Linked DNA regions of Homo sapiens: region 1 is linked to region 2. A link is an interaction called in ENCODE POLR2A ChIA-PET data of the cell type or tissue named here. Cell type or tissue: A673. All regions are shown on one strand. Each heading gives the region's core, and the rest is flanking DNA. Links, peaks and the distances in the headings are about the cores only. Region 1 has its middle 47 kb from the start of LINC02305. Region 2 overlaps FLRT2 (fibronectin leucine rich transmembrane protein 2).

Region 1 (5,389 bases), core at 245-5,244, 1.7 Mb after region 2:
TTCCTTTCTTTATTTCTTAAACCCTTCCTCCTTCTTCTCCCCCTTCCTTCTCTCTCTCTTTCTATTTTTTTCTTCTCCTCCTTTTTTTTTTCACTACAGCAATTTTCTTCTGACATTATGGTTAGTTGGCTTACAAGTTGGAAATGAGATGCTAGACTGTACATATGCTCAAAAGAGATTTTTTTCTCTCTCTCTCAAGTTTCTGAAACCACTCAAGCTTTCCTGGCAAATATTAAGCTTATAACCCTTTAAGAACTATGAAAGTCATAGTGCAGTGTTCCTAACAGGGGAAACCAGAGATTAAATAAAGACAGATTCATATACAGCTCTATTGCATTTTTTTAAGCAGCTTTGCTTTTAAACCTAGAAACAGACAGGATATTGTTGATTTAGATATTATGGGAAGGTCACATGTTAAAAGTCTTTCTCCCACACATTAAAAAACCCACAAGAAATATCTTGTTGAAGTTCAATTCCCAACACCTCAGAAAGTCCTATCTTCTTACTTCTTCAGTCCTTTGGCACATTCTTACTGCCCCATTATCCACCCCAAACCAGCAGCTGCTTAAGATGGAATTCACAGACAGCTGCTGGGAATATTTTTCAAACACGAAGAAACGTAAGTTGAAAAGTTCACAACAAAGTTTTACCCATTCTCAAACAAGGAGGCTGCAACACTTATGATAGTCATATAAAAGGGAGATCACTGAGTAAGGAAAAAATATGTTTGAAGGTGTTAAAATACTATTTTCTACTAGCAAATTAACAAATTTATTAGGATGCAATGCTAGTTGCAGTGAAGCTGTTGGCACTTTTATTTACCTCTATTAGGAATATAAATAAGAACATTTTGTAAGTTTAAGGATGTTGATGTTAGCAGAAAATAGAAAAAATAATGTCCTATAATACTGACTATAATTCTGTATATAGATCAGGTGAAACTCTCTGCCATTGCAAATATAATATTACAAAATAATATCTGAAGACTCTTGAGAATGCTCATAACATATTAAATAAAAAAGGTTATAAAACAATATATGAAACTGTTTTATTTTGTAAACATATATGTATATACAATTGTATTTACCAAAATATAAACAGTAGTTATTTCTGGTTGGTAGAATTTAGAAGTAGATATTCATTTTATTCTCAATTGCTTTTATACAAGTCTGTCCTCCAATCAAATTGCATTATTCTTAAAATATCATGGTAGCATAAAGTACTTTGAAAAGAAAGTAGCAATTCTCTTGTCGTAGGTAAAGCTATATCTGGAACAGGAAACAAAGATCCAACTGGGTTTTTCTTTCTGTTGCGAGATCTTTGGATTCTGGGCTCATTGATAGATGTAGTACGTGATAAATATGCAAGTTAATGGTGTTGGTTTGGGTTGATTTGGGTGCAAGTAATATATTTGAAAGTGAGAGGGAAGAACTGAGACAGGGAAAGAGAAAGGTACGTTAATGAATAGGTCACAGAAAAAGGAACATTAATGAATTGGTCACTGCTGTAGATAACTAAGTCTCAGTCCAACGTGGACACTTTGAGAACCTGTGTTGAATGTGCATAGAAATTATGCCACTAAGTAGTGAAGATGCTGTGAGAGCTGTCCACTAATTTCTTTTTTCTTTTTTTTTTTTTTTTTTTTGTTGTTGTTGTTGTTTTGTTTTGAGATGGAGTTTCACTCTTGTTGCCCAGGCTGGAGTACAATGGCTCACTGCAACTGGAGTACGATCTCAGCTCACTGCAACCTCTGCCTCCCGGGTTCAAGGGATTCACCTGCCTCAGCCGCCCGAGTAGCTGGGATTACAGATATGCGCCACCACGCCCTGCTAATTTTGTATTTTTAGTAGAGATGGGGTTTCTTTATGTTGGTCGGGCTGGTCTCGAACTCCCAACCTCAGGTGATTTACCCACTTCAGCCTCTCAAAGTGCTGGGATTATAGGTGTGAGCCACCGTGCCCAGCCCTATCCACCAATTTCTATCCTTCATTGGTTGAGGGTCACTTCAGTGGGTTAACTTGCATTTTCAATTTGTGTAACATAGAATACCCACAAATGACTGGCAGAGAAAATACTTGGGGCACCAACAGAGTCTTCTACATCAGGGGCCCCCAACGGCTACTGGTCTAGGGCGTGTTAGGAACTGGGCCACACAGCAGGAGGTTAGTGGCAGGCAAGCAAGCATTACTGCCTTAGCTCAACCTCCTGTCAGATCAGTGGCAGCATTTGATTCTCATAGGAGTGTGAACCCTATTGTGAACTGTGCAGGTGAGGGATCTAGGTTGTGAGCTCCTTATGAGAATCTAATGCCTGTTGATCTGAGCTGGAACAGTTTCATCCCAAAACCATCTCCCCACACCCTGTAGTCCGTAGAAAAATTGTTTTTCATGAAACTGCTCTTTGGTGCCAAAAAAAGTTGGGGACTGCTGCTCTACATAGCTTTATATGATGTTTGCATTTACAAGTGAATATGCTGTTACTCAGTGGATGATATATTCCTGGATCAGAGGGTGACTGGTGATTGTAGAAATTTGGGTTTCAGTTCTGGTGTTTGCTAGCTACGCGGGCTTTGATAAGAACAGAATGTCTCTGGGTCTTAATGTCCTAATTTGCAACAACACGGCCAACCATGCTACCTGAAAATGACTCCAAGCATCACTGAGTTTTGGAAAGATTAAAACAAACTAAAATGTGCCTCATGGTTTCACCTCCATTTACCAACTGGGATTGGAAAAGACTGAACAAAAATTAAAAAGTAAAGTTGAAGCTTGTGCACAGGCAAAATCAGGGATAATAGAATGTTCCAAGATTTCTTAGAAATTCCTAATTTTATATCATCTGTCTGTAAGAAGAATATTATCACCTCAGGTCCTACACATTGGTGTTTTGGTCTCAGCAGATTCCCAGACCTAAGGTCTCCGGTGTATCTGGGGCCAAAATAAATAAAATCCTCGCCGATATTTTTCTGGTTAATATAGCTGGATTCTTCTCTTTTAAAAAATTATTTTCCAAGAATGTAATATTTCTATGATGGTTGTACCTAGTCAACATTATTAGTTTCGTTTGCTCCCTGCAGGGGCAGAATTGACCCTCAGGTCTATGGGGATGGATCCAGCTTTCTCCCCTGTGGGGTTCTCTAAGTTGGCAGCCTTTCCTACCTCACCCCCAAGCTCCCTTTTGCACGTGCAGCCACACTCATCACATTGGGGTGCAGCTCATCTTTCATGGCTGGCAGGCTGCCAACACTGCTTTGAACTGTGGAAAATCTGAGAAGTGCTTGATAGCTTTTTATATAGCTTGGTTTGATACCAATAACTCTTGAGTGTGGATGTCAAGGCAACAAAGCTGCAGCTCACAAAGAAAGAAAAATAATAATAAAATAAATCCCCAAAGATTATAAGTGAATAATCTGTGAAATGCTCAGAAGAATTTTCCTATTGTTTCTCCGCATGTTACTCAGAGGGCCTTGTTAATTAAGGTTCAGGACCAAGAAGTGAATCTGTCATCAAGTCGCCATTCCTCCTGCATGCATAACAAATTGCTCACATAAACTGTCCCCAAATCTCATCATCTCTCACTTCCCCCCTCCAGGAACTTTAAAGGATTGCGCTGCTATACTAGCCTGCAGTTCCATTATGTGAGAAGCACAATTTGGCTTTAGCTGCAATTTTCAAATATTTATGAAAGCAAGATTAGGGGCAGAACTAAACAAGATCTGTGCACATGTCTTGTGAATTAATAGTTTCAGTATTTTATGGGGTTGGACTTCCAAGGAGATAGGTGAGAAAAAAGCTGGGTGGAGGGGCGGACCATGACCTCTCACAAGTTTACACACACAAAAAGTTGGTATCCATTCCTATTAGGATAATTTATCAACAGAGTCCCCTAAAACAGAGAAGCTTAATCTCAGGCTTAGCTCACTTCTCTTTTGAAATCACAGAATTCATAACAGGCTCAGCATTTGGTCAGTGTGTATTTTCTTTTCCCATAGGGCCTGCAAAGAGAAAAAGAAAAGCATAGATGAGGTTTAAATAAATGGAGCTATGCCAAAGAATTTAGCATAGTCATTTGTCTTTGGTACCTTAACAGAGCAGAGAAAGAAGTTCTTGGAGTCAACCTCAGGCTGTGCAGAACAATGTCAATTCAAAATAATTGGAATTTATTACCATAAACTAAACAGAGTAGGCAAGGGCTTTCTTACTCCGTCCTAAACTTCACTTTGGTTGTAGTTAATCCCATCAAAGGATAAAAGAAAAGTTGTATATTAATACATTTAGATCCATCTTGGGGTAATTTTGCAAATTGCACGCAATCTATGGTAGGTACTTGATTTTTTTTTATGTTTCCCATGATTACCCACTTTGCTCCATTTTCATATCATTAAGGTCTCTTTTGATTCACCCTGCTAACACTTTTTCATCTTTACCCATCTTTCCTTAGCAGCGTTGTGGCTTGGTATTCAAGGTATTGAGTAGTATATCAAAGGATGTGGGTTTTCATACTGTCATGGGTTGAATTGTGTTTCCCCAAAATTTATATTTGGAAGTCTAATCCCTCCCACCTCAGAATGAGACCTTATTTATGGATAAGATATATATGGAGGTAATAAAGTTAAAGTGAGATCATTAGGACAGATCCAAATCCAATATGATGGTGTCCTCATAAGAAATAAACATTTGGACACAGGCTTCCCTGCAGGAAGCATGCCATTTGAACATGAAGAGAGCCAAGGAGAGAGCCAGCTTGTCAGCCAAGGAGACAGCCATGGAACGGATCCTTCCCTCACACCCCACAGAAGGATATTGTGTCCACAATTGGTTCCTGCCGGTGGGTTCGTGGTCTCGCTGACTTCAAGAATGGAGCCGCAGACCTTTGCGGTGAGTGTTACAGCTCTTAAAGATGGCATGGACCCGAAGAATAAGTGGTAGCAAGGTTTATTGTGAAGAGTGAAAGGACAAAGCTTCCACAGTGTGGAAGGGGACCCGAGCAGGCTGCCACTGCTGGCTGGGGTGGCCAGCTTTTATTCCCTTATTGTCTTCTCCCATGTTGCGTTTCTGTCCTATCAGAGTGCCCTTTTCTTCAATCCTCCCCACGATTGTCTACTTTTAGAATCCTACTGATTGCTGCATTTTACAGAGAACTGATTGGTGGGTTTTACAATCCTCTTGTAAGACAGAAAATTTCTCCAAGTCCCTACTCGACCCAGGAAGTCCAGCTGGCGTCACCTCTCAATATAACCCTGCCAACAATTTGATTGCAAATTTCTGGCCTCCACACTGAGAGACAATAAATTTCTGTTTAAACAACCCAATTTGTGGTTATTACAGCAGGCCCAGAAAATGAATGTATATAACTGTTAGTTATTTCCTAGGTAACCCAGGGCATGCCA
Region 2 (5,389 bases), core at 91-5,090:
ACCTTCTCTTTTATCTATTCTTTATCTATTTGCATATCCAAACACTTAATTACAACAGGCACACTGCTGAATCCACTCAATCAGTTAATGATAATTATCTACAAATCCTACTGGTCATAGACTAGTTTCAAGGTAGAGGTGATGACTGACAGCTAGCAAAAGTGAAGGGGAAAATGTGAAGCCCTGCAGAGTTATATATTTAAAAATGCAACATGGAGACTAATAAAGTCACTTAAAAAGATGCATCCTTACAGAAAAGTTATTCCAAATGTATTATATTTCCAAATACATTTACTAGATATGAACTTTCATATACTATGTTATAAAAAAGCTGTAGCTGAATAAGTTGCCATTTCCTTTTAAAATGTATTTTAAAACTCTGATACAAAACCTTATTCATGCTTAATGGAAAATTTTAGAGAATAAAATATAAAGAACACAGTATGAAGGTGATAAAGATTATTCATTATATTATCACTCAAAGATAACTGATCGATTTGCTTACTTTCCTTTTTTCTATACATATACTTAACAAAATTGGAATCATTATTTTTCTTTTTGTTACCTAACATATGTCATGACCACATTACCACATGATTTAAAACAATCATTCAAAGAAAAAAAAGAAATTCAAAGAAAAAATTTTTCAAAGAAAAAAAAGTAGTATAAACGTAGTGAACAGAAGCATGTATGAAGGCAGAGAGACTTTTTTCTTTCCCACTTCTTGTCTCCCTTCCTCTTTATCTTCCTCCAAAATAGCTTGCACCTCAAGTCACCGAGGAGAATGACTAAGCTCCAGCCCACAAAACATTTCCACTTATCTCCTCCTTCGAGACCTCTAGGTCCAGATGAGATACACCATTGTGATCCCTTGAAGAGTTGCCAAGCTCACGACTAGGGGTAAATTATTTTTCAACAGCACCACCTTCCTTCCGTCTGTGCTTTCCTGCTTTTATAGGAGGTCTTTTAGCAAATTTCGAAATGACAGAAGACACAGTTGAGGAAGTCAAGGCAATCCACAGATAGTAATCATGCCTTCTTGCTCCAGAATGTATTCTATCTGTTTTTAGATTAGAGAGGTAAAGAAGTTAATTGAAAGGTGCCAGATTTGATTTCCCTACAAAATAAGCTAACATGACAGGACATGGCGAACTGCAAGTCTCTTAATTCTCACCAATACATGGAGATTGAAACAACTTACATCTAAAAGCATAGAGGAACTATTTGAAATTGTTCTCTTAGCTATCTTTAGAAATATAATTAAAAAAGAAAAAAAGAACACTGGAAATGTTATTTAAGTGTCAAGGATGTTGTAAATGTGTTCTATAATTTAAAAGATTGTTAAGCCATCTCAAAAAATGCCTTCGATGACCAGAAAAGGTAAAACTCATTTTTTATTGTTTCGGAAATATAAGGTGGGTGGGAGGGGATCTTTTTTCAGGTAAAATAGAGAGATACGATGCTTTATTAAAAATCAAGCATGGCCGGGCTTGATTTCATGTGGTGGCTTACACCTGTAATCTCAGCACTTTGGGAGGCTGAGGCAGGCATATAGCTTGAGCCCAGGAGTTCGAGACCAGCTTGGGCAATATAGTGAAACCCCATTTCTATTAAAAATTAGAAAAATTAGCCAGGTGCGGTGGTATGAGCCTGTAGTCTCTGCCACTCTGAAGGCTGAGGTGGGAGGATTGCCAGAGCCTGGGAGGCGGAGGTGAGCCAAGATCATGCTGTTGCAGTCCAGCCTGGGTGACAGAGCAAGAACCTGCCTCAAAAAGAAAAAAAAAAAAAAAAAGTCAAGCATTATTTAATTTTTTACAAAACCTAATATACATTTTGCTGCTGAAAAGGATGCCATTCCTTCCAAAAGAAACCTCTCTATAAACTTAAAGAATAATTTATATAACTGAGGTGGCATAGGAAAAATGAGTTTAATGCTATCAGCCTGATGGCATCCTTAGCTCAGGTTTCAAACCATCTTAATGTTCCCTAACATCTTGGTACTCAAGTGTGGTCCTTGGTCCAGCAGCATGAGCCTAACCTGGCAAGATGGTAGAAAAGCTAAACCTCAGGCCCAGAATGTTAGCGAGAGCCTGGGATGGGCGCATTCAAATTTGTGAAGCACTATGAACATCTTATTTAATCATTCATGTTTTAATTTATTAAATGTAAAATAGATGCAAGAGCATGTTACATGACTCTTTTGAGAAGAGATAAGGCATACTAATCACTTTTGTCCCCGGGAGACAGTCTCAAATAACATCTTATATGTAAATTACATCTTCTGGGTGGAGCAGTGCAATGACTATGTACGACACTTGGCCTTAACAGAAAATGTTTATCTAGATGACAAGTACTAATGCCTAGTAGGACATTAAAGAGTTACTTGTCATCACCGGAGCCCACTTTTGTAAAACATTTAAGAATAAAAAACAGTTTGGTGCTATTAATAATTACTTCCACAAGAGATAGGAAAGTGAGACTAAAGAATAAAATGTAATGTTTTTAAGTATTCTACTGGCATCTTCAAAGTGTGATAGAAGCAACCACTGAAAAGAATGTCCTAGGAGAGAAAAACAGCAGCACCAGGGTCTCTAAGTTCATATGTAAAAAGAATAGATACTTCTACATTGTCTTATAGGCCAAGTATTAGGGGCTAAGAAACAAATCAATACTTGAGGATGATGGTGTTTGCTTAGAGTTCATCAACTAACAGCCTCAAGGACATTAACACTGGGAGCAAACCAAGTACTCAGGGATGGGCCTAGAAACTATTATTATGCATCCAGATCGTAAATTTTCCATTTCCTGAACTGTGTCCTCTGCAAGGAGAGAACAGGCCCCCATCAGCCAACCCTTTGCCCCCAGGCCTTGCTCTCTTGCAGGCATATTTTACTCATGAGTGGCTCTTTTGTAATTATATAAGAAGATGATGTGGTTCTGAAGAAAGCTCCTAATAAGATTACATGGGGCAAACTGTCACTGTTCATATACCTTAATAGGAGAAAAGTCCCATCTAGACCACAATGTGTTGATCGGCTATGACAAGTTCAATTTTGAATGAAAACAAACTCTCAGGGCTTTCTTTGACCTTCTTGGGAATCCCACAAAATAACAGCATGTAGCAGATTTGTTCTGTTCCGTGTATCAACAGCAGCTTACACCTATCAGTGAATGCACTCTATTTTTGTTTCAATCAGTATACATATTGGTAAAATTACAACCACCTAAGCCATAATGATTTTCTACATTTAAATTTTTAAATTTAAATTTTCTTTGCATTTCCAGCTGTGGTTCCTACTGAATAATGAAGGCAGCGATCCTTTTAGACTTTAAGTTGGGGACCATATTTACAGAGAAAGAATGTATAATGGTCACCAAGCATAGATCCTGAGTTCTCATCCTACTTCTATCACCAAGTAGCAGCAGGATCTTGAGTACACATTTCTCTTTTCAAGTCTTAGTCTCCTTATCTGAAAAATGATAATAATAGTTCCTAACTCACAGCACAGTTGACAGGGTTAAACAAAATAATACTTGTGAAAAGCTTATGTCTGTACATGGCAAGAACATAATAATGCTGATTGTTCTCTATGTAATTGTTATTATTAATGATATCCAAAGAGCTGAATTCCACTGTGTAGAACAAAATAAAATCAGCTTTGACCTGCCAAGCTTTATGCACTTCCAACTACCCCAGTTTCTCAGCCTAAGCACTACTGACATTTTGTGCCAGATAATTCTGTGCTTTGGGGCTGTGGTGTACATCCAAAAATGTCTCCAGATGTTGCCATATATATGTCCCCTGGAGTGGGAAAATCGCCAACTGTTGAGAACCGATGATCTACACACACCTTCTTACAAGTGCTTTAGAAAGTTGGCTTTATTGCCACAATTTTCTAGAGAAAATTAAGATAAATTTCTAATAAACATAACCTAAAAATACTTCTCCCATGGACATCAAAAAGCATGAAAATGTAATATACTTTCCATTCATTTATTGAACCAATACTTATTGAGCACTAGAACGAGGATACAGCTGTATGCAGAGCTGATGTAGTTTTTGGCTCATGAGGCTTAAAAGTTAAGTGAGGGGAGAAAAATGAGTAGGCAGGGAATTAGGGTTCTATGTAAAGAGTTCTTAACCCTAGAGCATCAGGTAATCATGGTCCTGTGGAAAGAGTTCTACCCTAGCCCATGAGGTATCAGGAAAAACACTGCAGGCAAAGGATGGCTCTGTGAAAATCGGAAGGATAGAGAGGCCCAAGCCAGGGAAGAAATGTAAGTTCTGCACACAGATCCAAGCTGCTTGTAATGTGAAGCCAGAGATGAATCCCAGCTCAACTGAGAGAAGGAAAAAAATGTTAACTGCACAATACTTTCTCCCAACTCTCTGTCCGCTTCTCACTGAGGTAGTCGTGCTTCTAGAAGATATTAAACGAACTCATGTTTCAAAATCATTGGGCATGTCACCTATAAGTCTAAATGTTGGTGATAAAAATAGTTGCTTTACAAGATGAATTTCAAATATCAAAAGGAAAAGGGTTTTTTTTTTTTTTGTCTTTTAAATATTTCCCTGTTTGTGTGAATACTGTATTGAATATGTTGCTTCCTCTCCAGGAAACTAGAAATTATAAAGAATGGCTTAATGGCAGGTGCTAGGTAAAAACAGAAATTCTCATTTAAAGGAGACCATAGCTTCAAAAGCCTGAGTATAAATCAACATGCAAAAAAAATGCTCTTTGGGGGCAGCAAGAACCCGTCCTTGCCAGTCTCTTAAAGATGACAGTAAAAACCAGCAGCTATTCCAGGCTACTTTATTGTAATTTAACTCTTTTCATAGGAACTGAGACTCAAAGCACGAAAGTCATGCTATAGCTTTCTGCTCAGTGTTTCTCTCCTAGTGCTGCCTAAGAAGGTTTTTTCTTTTTCTAATTAATTCCAGGAGCCTGTATTCCAGGAGCACTTAATAAACTAAAACTATAAAAATCATAGTACAGAAAATAAGAATTGTCAATAAGCATTGCCAATCGCGTAATAGAATGACAAGGACAAACCTAATAAAATCTTAATGGTTTCAGCACTGGCTGAATTGTGACAAGGCAGCACAGTGCATGAAGTGATACAATGAGAAAGCTATACTGAAGAGGAATTCTCTACTGTTTGCACAATAATCAGGAGAGTCCTATAGTTAGCTGACCAAGGTGTGGGGATTAGCAAAGGAATTTAGGGAAACATATATCAATAGCCACCCCGTAGCCTGAAACCATTTTTCTATCTCATTCACTAAACTTCAACCAAGCCCCCGGAAGTTGATCATTAGGCAGATATTTCTCTTTACTGAGATAAAGAGAAAGAAACAAGGGAAAGGAGAAAGAAGGAGAGAGGGAGG

What was found. ChIA-PET counts read pairs that join two places held together with the same protein. Peaks named below come from ENCODE experiments on the same cell type or tissue, not always from the same donor. Only the 100,000 strongest peaks of a DNase experiment are listed, where the experiment ranks them.
Region 1: POLR2A ChIA-PET joins it to region 2 with 21 read pairs; 1 of 35 experiments calls an interaction of 5 or more read pairs at or near these places.

What each region holds. Positions count from the first base shown.
Region 1 is chr14:83,865,893-83,871,281 of GRCh38, reverse strand. No RefSeq gene overlaps it. Among named protein-coding and RNA genes, the nearest start is that of LINC02305, 47 kb to the left of the region's middle. In A673, for the core only: no CTCF peak of the experiment used is centred there; a DNase peak (open chromatin) is centred at 3,231.
Region 2 is chr14:85,615,488-85,620,876 of GRCh38, reverse strand. The region is part of intron 1 of FLRT2 (fibronectin leucine rich transmembrane protein 2); the gene reads right to left. Among named protein-coding and RNA genes, the nearest start is that of FLRT2-AS1, 87 kb to the right of the region's middle. In A673, for the core only: no CTCF peak of the experiment used is centred there; a DNase peak (open chromatin) is centred at 2,856.